Linked DNA regions of Homo sapiens: region 1 is linked to region 2. The links are chromatin contacts, found by Hi-C or POLR2A ChIA-PET in ENCODE. All regions are on one chromosome and are shown on one strand. The core of a region is the stretch at or near the end of the contact, and the rest is flanking DNA. Distances in the headings are between cores, read along the strand shown.

Region 1 (4,246 bases), core at 219-2,718, 170 kb before region 2:
CGTTGGTTTTAACCTTCTAAACATCTCCAGGCCACTTTCTTAGCCTTTTTCTAGGTACTAAAAAGAGGTCCTACCCACACCTGCCTCACACTTCTCCTTTCCAAGGCTGCCTGAGTTTGGAGGGGCTTGGGTGTGTGTGAACAAGGGCCCTGCATTGTCTAGGCCTGCAGTTCCCAGGCTTGGGTTCACTTTCACCATGCATTGGCAAAACTAGAAAAGTAAGCTTGTGACAAATTGTTCTCGGCCGGGCACAGTGGCGCACGCCTATAATCCCTGTACTTTGGGAGGCTGAGGTGGGTGGATCACTTGAGGCCAGGAGTTCGAGACCAGCCTGGCCAACATGGTGAAACCCCATCTCTACTCAAAATACAAAAATTAGCCAGGCGTGGTGATGCGCACCTGCAGTCCCAGCTACTCGGGAGGCTGAGGCAGGAAAATGGCTTGAACCTGGGAGGCAGAGGTTGCAGTGAGCCGAGACTGCACCACTGCACTCCAGCCTGGGTGACAGAGCAAGACTCTGTCTCAAAAAAAAAAAAAAAAAAAAAAAAAAAAAAATTGCTCTATGCAAGTTTTTTAGCCCCATGTAAAAAGGAAAAATAAAAGTTGCTCTAAAGCTACATATAATCAAAAGGACTGTCCTCTGCATAGTAAGTTCTGCAAAGCTTCTTCTTTTTGGTGTTAAAATGTCCTGGAGAAGAGTTGTATAATCTTTATAAAGTCCTGGCCAGGTGTGGTGGCTCATGCCTATAGTCCCAGCACTTTGGGAGGCCAAGGTGGGAGGATCACTTGAGCCCGGGAGTTTGAGGCTGTAGTGAGCTATGACTGCACCACTGTACTCCAGCCTGAGTAACAGAGTGAGACCCCATCTCTCAAAACCCCATCTTACAAAGTCCCTTTCCTAAATACTGGGGGGACTCCTATGGCTCCTGAAACCCGACCATTGCGGTAGACTGAGTGGCTTTGGAAGGGCTCTAGCCCTCCATCCACACTGGTGACCCCCCGCTTGCTTTTCCTGAGTAATGCCCTGAAACTCTCAGGGCTATAAGAAGAAACGTGGACTGCTGGCTCTAGCAGGCCCAGCCCCTGGGAGGAAGCTCAAGGCTTCCTGCCTCTTCTTGCCTGTCACCAGCACGGGGCTGGCAGCTCTGCAGAACGCAGCCTCTGAAGCCCAGCCTGGCATCGGGAGCTGGCTTCTTTCCTGAAGCCATGTGGGTGGGTAGGGAGGGGAAGCAGCTTTTCTCTGCAAGTGGTGGGAATACAGGGGCCGTGGCCCACACCACTCTCTTGGGCCCGGGGCAGCTGGCTATAGGCGCCTGGCCCTGCAGGGGGCCATTCCAGTGCAGAGGATGGTCTCAGCCTCCCCCGGGCCCTGGGAGAGTGCAGCCCTGCTGTGTGGGGCTGGGAAGTTTTGCTGGGAGTTCCTGCTGGGAGTGAGGGCCAGGTCCCCAAGAGCTGGGGAAAGAAGCATTTGCAGTCACCTCACTAAAGAATATTCATTTATTTATAATTATTGCTAAGTAAACTTCTCTTTTAAACAGGAACATAAAAACACAGTAGGGCTTTGCACAAGTGGAATCTCTAAACAGTTGGTTTGTATACATGTCAAAATAAGTTAGAATGGAATTTGTCCAGGAGTTTCCAAGTCACCCGAGAGGCTGTGCACCTCTTTTGAGAAGGTTAGGGAGGGGTACAGACAGGAGCCTTGCCAAGACCACCCCCCAGCTCAAACTGTGAGTTGTGCTGTTTCCTCCTCCTAGCTTTGCCCAGGTCCAAGGCACAGGGCAGGGGGCGTTCAAGTATCGAACCTCACAGAGGGCCAGTGCTGACGGCGGGGCTGGGGGAGGGAAAGGAGAGCCCCACCCTGGGGGCCAGACCTTCTCCCTTCAGTTTCCAAGACCAAGGCCACTGCACTGGCAGGAGGGAGGAGGAGGAGGAGAGGTACAGGGTTCTTTTTGGTACCAGGGGAGAAAGACGTGGGAAGAGGTAGTTGCAGGGGATGATGCCTTCTGCTCAGCAGGAGAAAATGTCTTATACAGTGACGGGGTCACTGCCACCTGAGGGTCATCATGGCGGGCACCTGGGAGGTCGTGGGGCTTCGGGGTCTGGAAGCCATACTTGGGCCACCTTGTCCACCCCTCAGTCCTGATCACAGTCACCCTGAGGCCTGGCTTGGTCCTTCACTTAAGGATCCAGCCTTGGGGGTGGCTGCGCTGCAGATTGGTTCCTCCCACCGCAGGCTGTTCCCTTCTCCGGGTTTCTAGGCTGAAGCTAGTGGCTTCATCTGTGCCTTTGGGGAAGACCCCTGCTTGCCCCTCCCCACTGAGGCCTCAGGAGGCAAGTGGGTGGGGGGGTCCGGGTGCCCTAGAGTTCCTGAATGTGCTATTTCACTGCCCTGGGCCTGTCATCTCTGGTTCCAGGGGCAGGAGCTGGCGTGGGAACAGAGGGGAAGAGAGCAGGCGAGCGAGGGAGCTAGCTGTTGGCTGAGCAGAGTCAGCAGCCCTGACAGCCGAGGATGGGACATGGGACAGAGCAAGTCAGCGACTGCAGGAGCCAGGCAGGGGTGGAGGGCTTCCCAGCTCTGCCTTCTCCTGCCTCCCACCCCAGCCTGCTGAGGCTGCTGCCAGCGGCTGCACCTCCAGGGCCAGGGTGACAGTCCCCATGGAGCCCCAGTCCTGCCCGGCCAGGCTGCTCGGGGTGGGTGGGTAGGAAGCACGCACAGCACATTAGGAAGCTTACGCTTGGAAAAAGAAAATGCATCTCCATCAGAAAAGGTCATAGGTGACACACAGTTGGAAAGAAAAAAATAATAAGTTACCTTCAGAAGACCCCCTTTGCTCAAAAAAACCCTTGATTTCCCTCTGTGGGCTTTACTTTCCTTTTTAAAATACGTTGCTCTTTCCGGGAAGCTGCTGACTCGTGGCTATCCCCGTCGCAAGGTGGACACTGAGGAATGAGAAATGACTGCGGTCCCCCTCCCCGACAGGTGGTCCTGGGCCTCCCCCAAGGACAGCCCTTCTTGGTCCCCTGTGATGCCCTCACTCCGCCCTGCCCTGCCCCATGCTTCTGGTTTTGTTAGTGTGTGCCTGACGCGGGGCCTGTCCTGGCTTTGTTCCTAGTGGGGCCCCCTGGTGAGGCACTCCAGCTAGGGTCGAAGTGGACGACATGTGTTGCAATCCACTGTAGGGACACTCACTTCCAGAAAGGGATGTAGGACAGGGGTCTTCTGGGGGCTGGGTGCCCCCCAGCTGTCCTGCAGGCCAGGGCCAGGGCCACGTGCACACCTGGCTTGAGGAGCGCATGGGAGACCCCGGGAGGTAGAAGGCAGAGTGCCCTGCCTGGCGGTCCGTCGACAGGGCGGGGAAGGGGGCCTGGACAAGGTAGAGGTGGGCAGTACTGGCCAGAGGGGAGCTCAGACATCCTTAGAGGCAGGAGTTGGCCGTGAAAAAGACATGGCTCAAGTGGTCTCTTCTTCCAGTGTCAGGACCCCTGAAGAGCTCTGCTGGGCCTGGAGAGACCCCGAGGGCCGGTGCCCTTGTGACCTGTCCCCAGTGGCCCCACTTCTCCCACTCCCCACGGAAGCAGGCCAGGGAGACCCAGATCTGGGCCTCGCGTGTTCTCCTTCCCTTGCTGGGATGCCTGGGCCTGTGCTGGCTCACAGCCGGGGCCAGTAGTACAGTCTCCATTTGGTCTAAAGGTCCCTAGTGGTGCAAATGACTCGGGGAGGGAGGGCTCAGAACAGTGGGGCAGTAGCTTGTTTCTCGGCTGCAGGAGGTGCAGCCTGCAGCCCATGGGTCTCACCCCCATGCCCTCGCCCCCGGCCCCCGTTAGGGGTGGCCCAGCTTGCGCTATAGCACATTGTAGTAGGCCATCTCTTTCATGGCCTGTTCAGTGAGGACACTGGCCTCGGCGCTGCTGTCCACGCTCGCATAGCTGTAGGCGTTCTCCTCGAAGTCCTCCATCTCCTGCTGGCCGTCGAGCTCTGAAGGGTCAGTGCCTGTCAGCTCCATCATGGGGTCTGTAAGAGAGGGGCACAGTCAGACCTGGCTGCCATCTCTCGGGAGGAGCCAGTCACCCCCACGCAGGAAGCTGATGGCCTTTCTAAAGAGAGGGCTTCCCAGTCACGGCCTCCAGGAGTCTCAGCTGCCTCTCAGCCTTCCCACCCTCGGACGCCTCAGGGTCCTGTGGCTTCTAGCTGGGTGACCAGACCTAGGCCCCAAAGCTGAGTGTGGGGGAGTGGGTGCTATCA
Region 2 (4,685 bases), core at 2,155-4,654:
GCACATTATGATTCACACTTTGTTCCTTCTCCAGCACCCACAAAATCTCAGTGCCAGGCACTGTAGGGCACATTTCTACTGAGATGTGACCTCTGGCCCTGCTCCTTCATGTCACCCACTTTGTGCTCTGTGCCAGATGAGTTGGCACAGAGGGAGGTAGGATATTTCTACACCAGGATGGCTGGCTATAATTTAATTATAGGTGGAGAAGAGTACAGACCACATAAATGTATTCCACTAAACCCAAACTAAATGTATTCCATGTCAGTTTCCCCTCATTCATATTTTACACCACCATCACTTGACATGAGGCAAAAGAGAATTCTGAGCAAAAAAGTAGTCTCTGCTTGAAGCAAAATTGCCTTAACTATGAAAATTTTACAAAAGCGGATGCCCATGTGAACACATTATGAGAACCTTCCAACACTGGCCTCAATAGGGGCTCATGGAACTGAGAGGCCCAAAGTTTTGGTGTCTGTAGCTGTAAATTTGCTTCTGCTAACAATTAAAAAAAAAAAGAGGGCCGGGCACCCTGGCTCATGCCTATAATCCCAGCACTTTGGGAGCCTGAGGCAGGCGGATCACCTGAGGTCAGGAGATCGAGACCATCCTGGCCAACATGGTGAAACCTCGTCTCTACTAAAAATACAAAAATTAGCGGGGCATGGTGGCACATGCCTGTGATCCCAGCTACTCGAGAGGCTGAGGCACAAGAATCGCTTGAACCCAGGAGGCAGAGGTTGCAGTGAGCCAAGATTGCGCCATTGCATTCCAGCCTGGTGACAGAGCAAGACTCCATCTCAAAAAAAAAAAAAAAAAAAAAAAATTAGCTGCACGTGGTGGTGCACGCTTGCAATCCCAGCTACTTGGGAGGCTGAGGTGGGAGAATTGCAGAGGTTGCAGTGAACCAAGATTGCACCACTGCACTCTAGCCTGGGTGACAGAGTGAGACTCTGCCTCAAGAAAACAAACAACAAAAAACTGGACATTTTGGAAAGTTTGATGATGAGGAGGAACACAAAGCAAGAGGAATTAGTGTAGGAATCAAATGTTGAATGGTGTTAATCGAAGATAACTTGATACTGTCTCCATGGTACCTTGTGGTTTATAATTTAATATAGAGACATTATTAAACTGCAAAATACATGGAAGAAAGTCCAACAAAATTCTGGGGTTTTTTCCCGTGATGATTGATGCTTTTTAGGAAATAAATGTCAAAACCTTTCCAAAAATTTTCCTTTTCTTCTTTTGGGTTCCTCTGTCTTGCTGGTGCCTGGCCTGCAGATTGTGCCGATGGGGTGAAGTTGCAGAGCCTAATAAGCAGATGACTCTTCCTGAGAGGATTTAGAGCAGCCCTGTCCAATACAACTTTCTGCAACAAAGAAATGTTCTGTGTCTTGTAGTCGCTAAACACACGTTGCTATTGAGCACTTAAAAATGTGGCTAGTGAAAGTGAGGAATTGAGTTTTACATTTAATTTAGGTTTAATCAGTTAGAATCGAAATTTAAGTAGCCACATGTGGCTAGTGGCTACCATGGATGGCTGTGCAGTTGGAGCCACAGTGAGGGGGAACGTGACACAGAAAAGGGAAAGAGGAGGAGGACATGCCAGCCAGGTGGCTGTGAGCAGCTGGAGGGTTTTGAGCAGAGAGGGCCAAAGGACAGTTCTACCCAGAGGGGCTTTCCAGTAGGGCTTTTCTATGTTTTTCCTTCTCAGACATACACCGGGCAGCCAGGTAGGCCAGCTAGGAGTGGGGCTGACTCATCCATTAGGCCCATCATACTTTTAGCGGTCCACAAAATGTTTTTATTCTTTTAAAATTTAAATTTAATTTCATTAATTTTTTTTAATAGACAGGGTTTCGCTATGTTGCCTAGGCTGGACTCAAACTCCTGGGCTCAAGTGATCCTCCCACTTCAGCCTCCTGAGTAGCTGGGACTACAGGTGCTCTTTCTTCCTAAAAATATGTTTAGTAATGGATGATTGGATGCAGAAAAAAAAATATATGTTTAGGTTGAAGAAAACACTTTAGACTGGGAGCAGTGGCTCAGGCCTGTAATCCTAGCACTTTGGGAGGCAGAGGCAGGTGGTGACATGAAGTCAGGAGCTTGAGACCAGCCTGGCCAACATGGTGAAACCCCATCTCTACTAAAAATACAAAAATTAGTCGGGTGTGGTGGTGAGTGCCTGTAATCCCAGCTACTCAGGAGGCTGAGGCAGGAGAATCACTAGAACCTGGGAGGCAGAGGTTACAGTGAGCCAAGATTCACCACTGCACTCCAGCCTGGGCAACATAGGAAGACTGTCTCAAAAAAAAAAAAAAAAAAATATATATATATATATATAATTCATATATTCATCTTTATGCCAACCCAGTGGTAAGATAATAATTTTTTAAAAAATTTTTAATGGAGAAAGGGTCCTTTGAAAACAAAAGTGCCTAGGACCCAAGAAAGTCATTGTCTGTGTGTGTGTGTGTGTGTGTGTGTGTGTGTGTGTGTGTGTAGCAGGGAAGGGAGAGGGTGCTTTCTTCTTCCAACATTGACAGCTCATGCTAGACTCCTAGGCACCTGCCTGGCCACCACCCCCTTTAAATGCCGCCCCCTCTCCCGGGGTACACCTGGCCTCCCTGAATGGGCCCACCTGCCCCGAGGCCTGGCACGAAGAAGCCAAACAAAAGAACAAAGATTCCTCAACAATCCCAGGGTCAGAAGAATCTTCTGTACCAGGCTTGGAAAATGCACCTGCGGACTATGACATACTTGGGCAAAGGGCATTGTGGGGCCAGGGAGGAGTTCAGGAGCTGTGCAGGAAGAAGGAGGGAGGGCAATGCTATGTTGTAGAAAGGGTGAGCTCATTAAACTTTACAATCCCCCTGATACTGACCCCATTTTACAGACGAAGAAGCATGGGCTCAGAGAGGTTGAGGAGCTTGCCCAAGCTCACAGCTGGGATTCAAACTTAGGCGTCTTTGGTCCGACACCCATGCCCCAGCTCCCTCGTCACAGATCCCTGGGATACCTGACTCAGCCATTGTAGGGCCGCGGGCGGGGCATAATGGACAGCTTCTAAGCTGACCACCCAATCCTCCCCAGTGGCTGTTCTCCATTCCTGCTTCCCAGAAACCCATCCTTCCCGGGCTGATCCTACAAAGGATCTTCTATAATAGGATCTTGGGGCCTCAATTTCCCTTTTGTGCGTGTGCTGGGGCAGGGATCTTCCTCTAGGAATGAGGAAGAGAGAGAGACAAGAGAAAAGCATGGCCTTTCTGCCCCACTGTGCTAAGCCCCCAGCCAGGGTCCTCCCGGAAGCCCAACTCCTGCCGCGCGCGGCCTGGCGTGCAGGAATGGAGCTCGGTCCCTTTAAATCCCGCCGAGGAACGCCTGAGGGCCGGGCCGCGCCATTCCCGGATCCGCCGGCTGGGAATCGCGGGTCCCCGCGCGTCCTGCAGCACTTCCCGCGCCGCGCCCCCAGCCCAGTGCGCCGGCTCTGTGCCGGGGTGCCCGGGCGGTCGGGAGAATGAGCCGCATCTACCACGACGGCGCGCTCCGGAACAAGGCGGTGCAGAGCGTCCGGCTGCCAGGGGCCTGGGACCCCGCCGCCCACCAGGGGTAGGCCTGGGCTCACGGCCTCGGGTCGGCCTCCCCTGCCCCGGCTCGAACCCCGCAACAGGATCGGGTGGGGGGGTGGGATGCGGGTGGGGGAAAACTGGGGTTGCCAAAGCCGCCTCTCCGCCTTCAGTCCGCCCCTCCAGTCCGCCGCTCCCGGCGCCCCTGCCGCCGCGCCCGCCCAGCGACCCCATGACACAGATCGGCTTAAAGCTCCCCGCCTGTCCGCCTGCCCTCGAGAGAGGGTCCCGACCCCCAGACAGGTCTCCGAAGGCTGGGCTTCGCCTCACGCCGACCTCCGGCCCCACCCCACCCGCGTAACTATAAACTCCAGCTACTTGCCGCGCTGCTTTTGCACAGACTCATGCCCTGCCCCAGAAGGGACAGTGGCCGTGCTGTGGCGGGAACAGCGGGCGGGCTGGTCCAGAGCAGGGCCTGCCTGGGTGAGGAGGATTTGGAGGGCCAGGCCCTGTCGTCACAGGGTTATGAGGCCGAAGGGACCATTCCATTTACAACTGCGCTGAAGAATTGTGCTAAGTGAAATAAGCCAGATACAGAAAGACAAATACTGTGTGATCTCGTATATGGAACCTATAAAAGCGTTGAACCATAGAAACGGCAGAACAGACCAGGCGCTGTGGTTCACGCCTGTAATCCCAGCACTTTGGGAGGCCGAGGCGGGTGGATCACTTGAGGTTAGGAGTTTGAGACCAGCCTAATGGTGAAACCCTGTCTGTACTAAAAATACAAAAATTAGTCGGGCGTGGTGGCAGATACCTGTAATCCCAGCTATTTGGGAGGCTGAGGCATGAGAATCGCTTGAACCTGGGAGGTGGAGGTTGCAGTGAGCCGAGATTGTGCCACTGCACTCCATCCTGGGCGATGGAGCAAGACTGTGTCAAAAGAAAAGAAACAGTAGAACAGTGAACAGTGATTGCCAGGGGATAGTGGATGGGGATGGGGTAATGATCAAAGGTACAAACTTTCAGTTATAGAATAAACAATTTCTGGGGACCTAATGTACAGCATGGGGTCTGGTGGGTGTGTTCATTAATCTGTGGTAATCATTACATAGT

What was found. Hi-C counts contacts between places; a loop is a spot of excess contacts on that map. ChIA-PET counts read pairs that join two places held with the same protein, here RNA polymerase II (POLR2A). Pooled maps may share reads with other maps.
Region 1: a loop to region 2 is called in a map of aorta, with 3 times the contacts of the local background. The contact joins the promoter of ZNF710-AS1 here to the promoter of ARPIN in region 2. A Hi-C loop is called at or near these places in 61 of 168 maps with a recorded cell type or tissue (CD14-positive monocyte, Caco-2, GM20431 and 39 more), 1 of 37 single-sample maps with no recorded cell type and 34 of 50 pooled maps. POLR2A ChIA-PET finds 5 or more read pairs at or near these places in 9 of 52 experiments (CD8-positive, alpha-beta memory T cell, HCT116, HEK293 and 6 more).

The regions. Positions count from the first base shown.
Region 1 is chr15:90,079,429-90,083,674 of GRCh38, reverse strand. ZNF710-AS1 (ZNF710 antisense RNA 1) reads left to right here and starts at 1,468. Exons shown (of 2, transcript NR_146321.1): 1 at 1,468-2,236. It overlaps ZNF710 (zinc finger protein 710), which reads right to left. Exons shown (of 5, transcript NM_198526.4): 5 at 1,484-4,015. The coding sequence ends at 3,846. It overlaps IDH2 (isocitrate dehydrogenase (NADP(+)) 2), which reads left to right. Exons shown (of 11, transcript NM_002168.4): 11 at 1-630.
Region 2 is chr15:89,911,671-89,916,355 of GRCh38, reverse strand. It overlaps ARPIN (actin related protein 2/3 complex inhibitor), which reads left to right and starts at 3,404. Exons shown (of 6, transcript NM_182616.4): 1 at 3,404-3,612. The coding sequence starts at 3,521. ARPIN-AP3S2 (ARPIN-AP3S2 readthrough) reads left to right here and starts at 3,404. Exons shown (of 10, transcript NM_001199058.2): 1 at 3,404-3,612. The coding sequence starts at 3,521.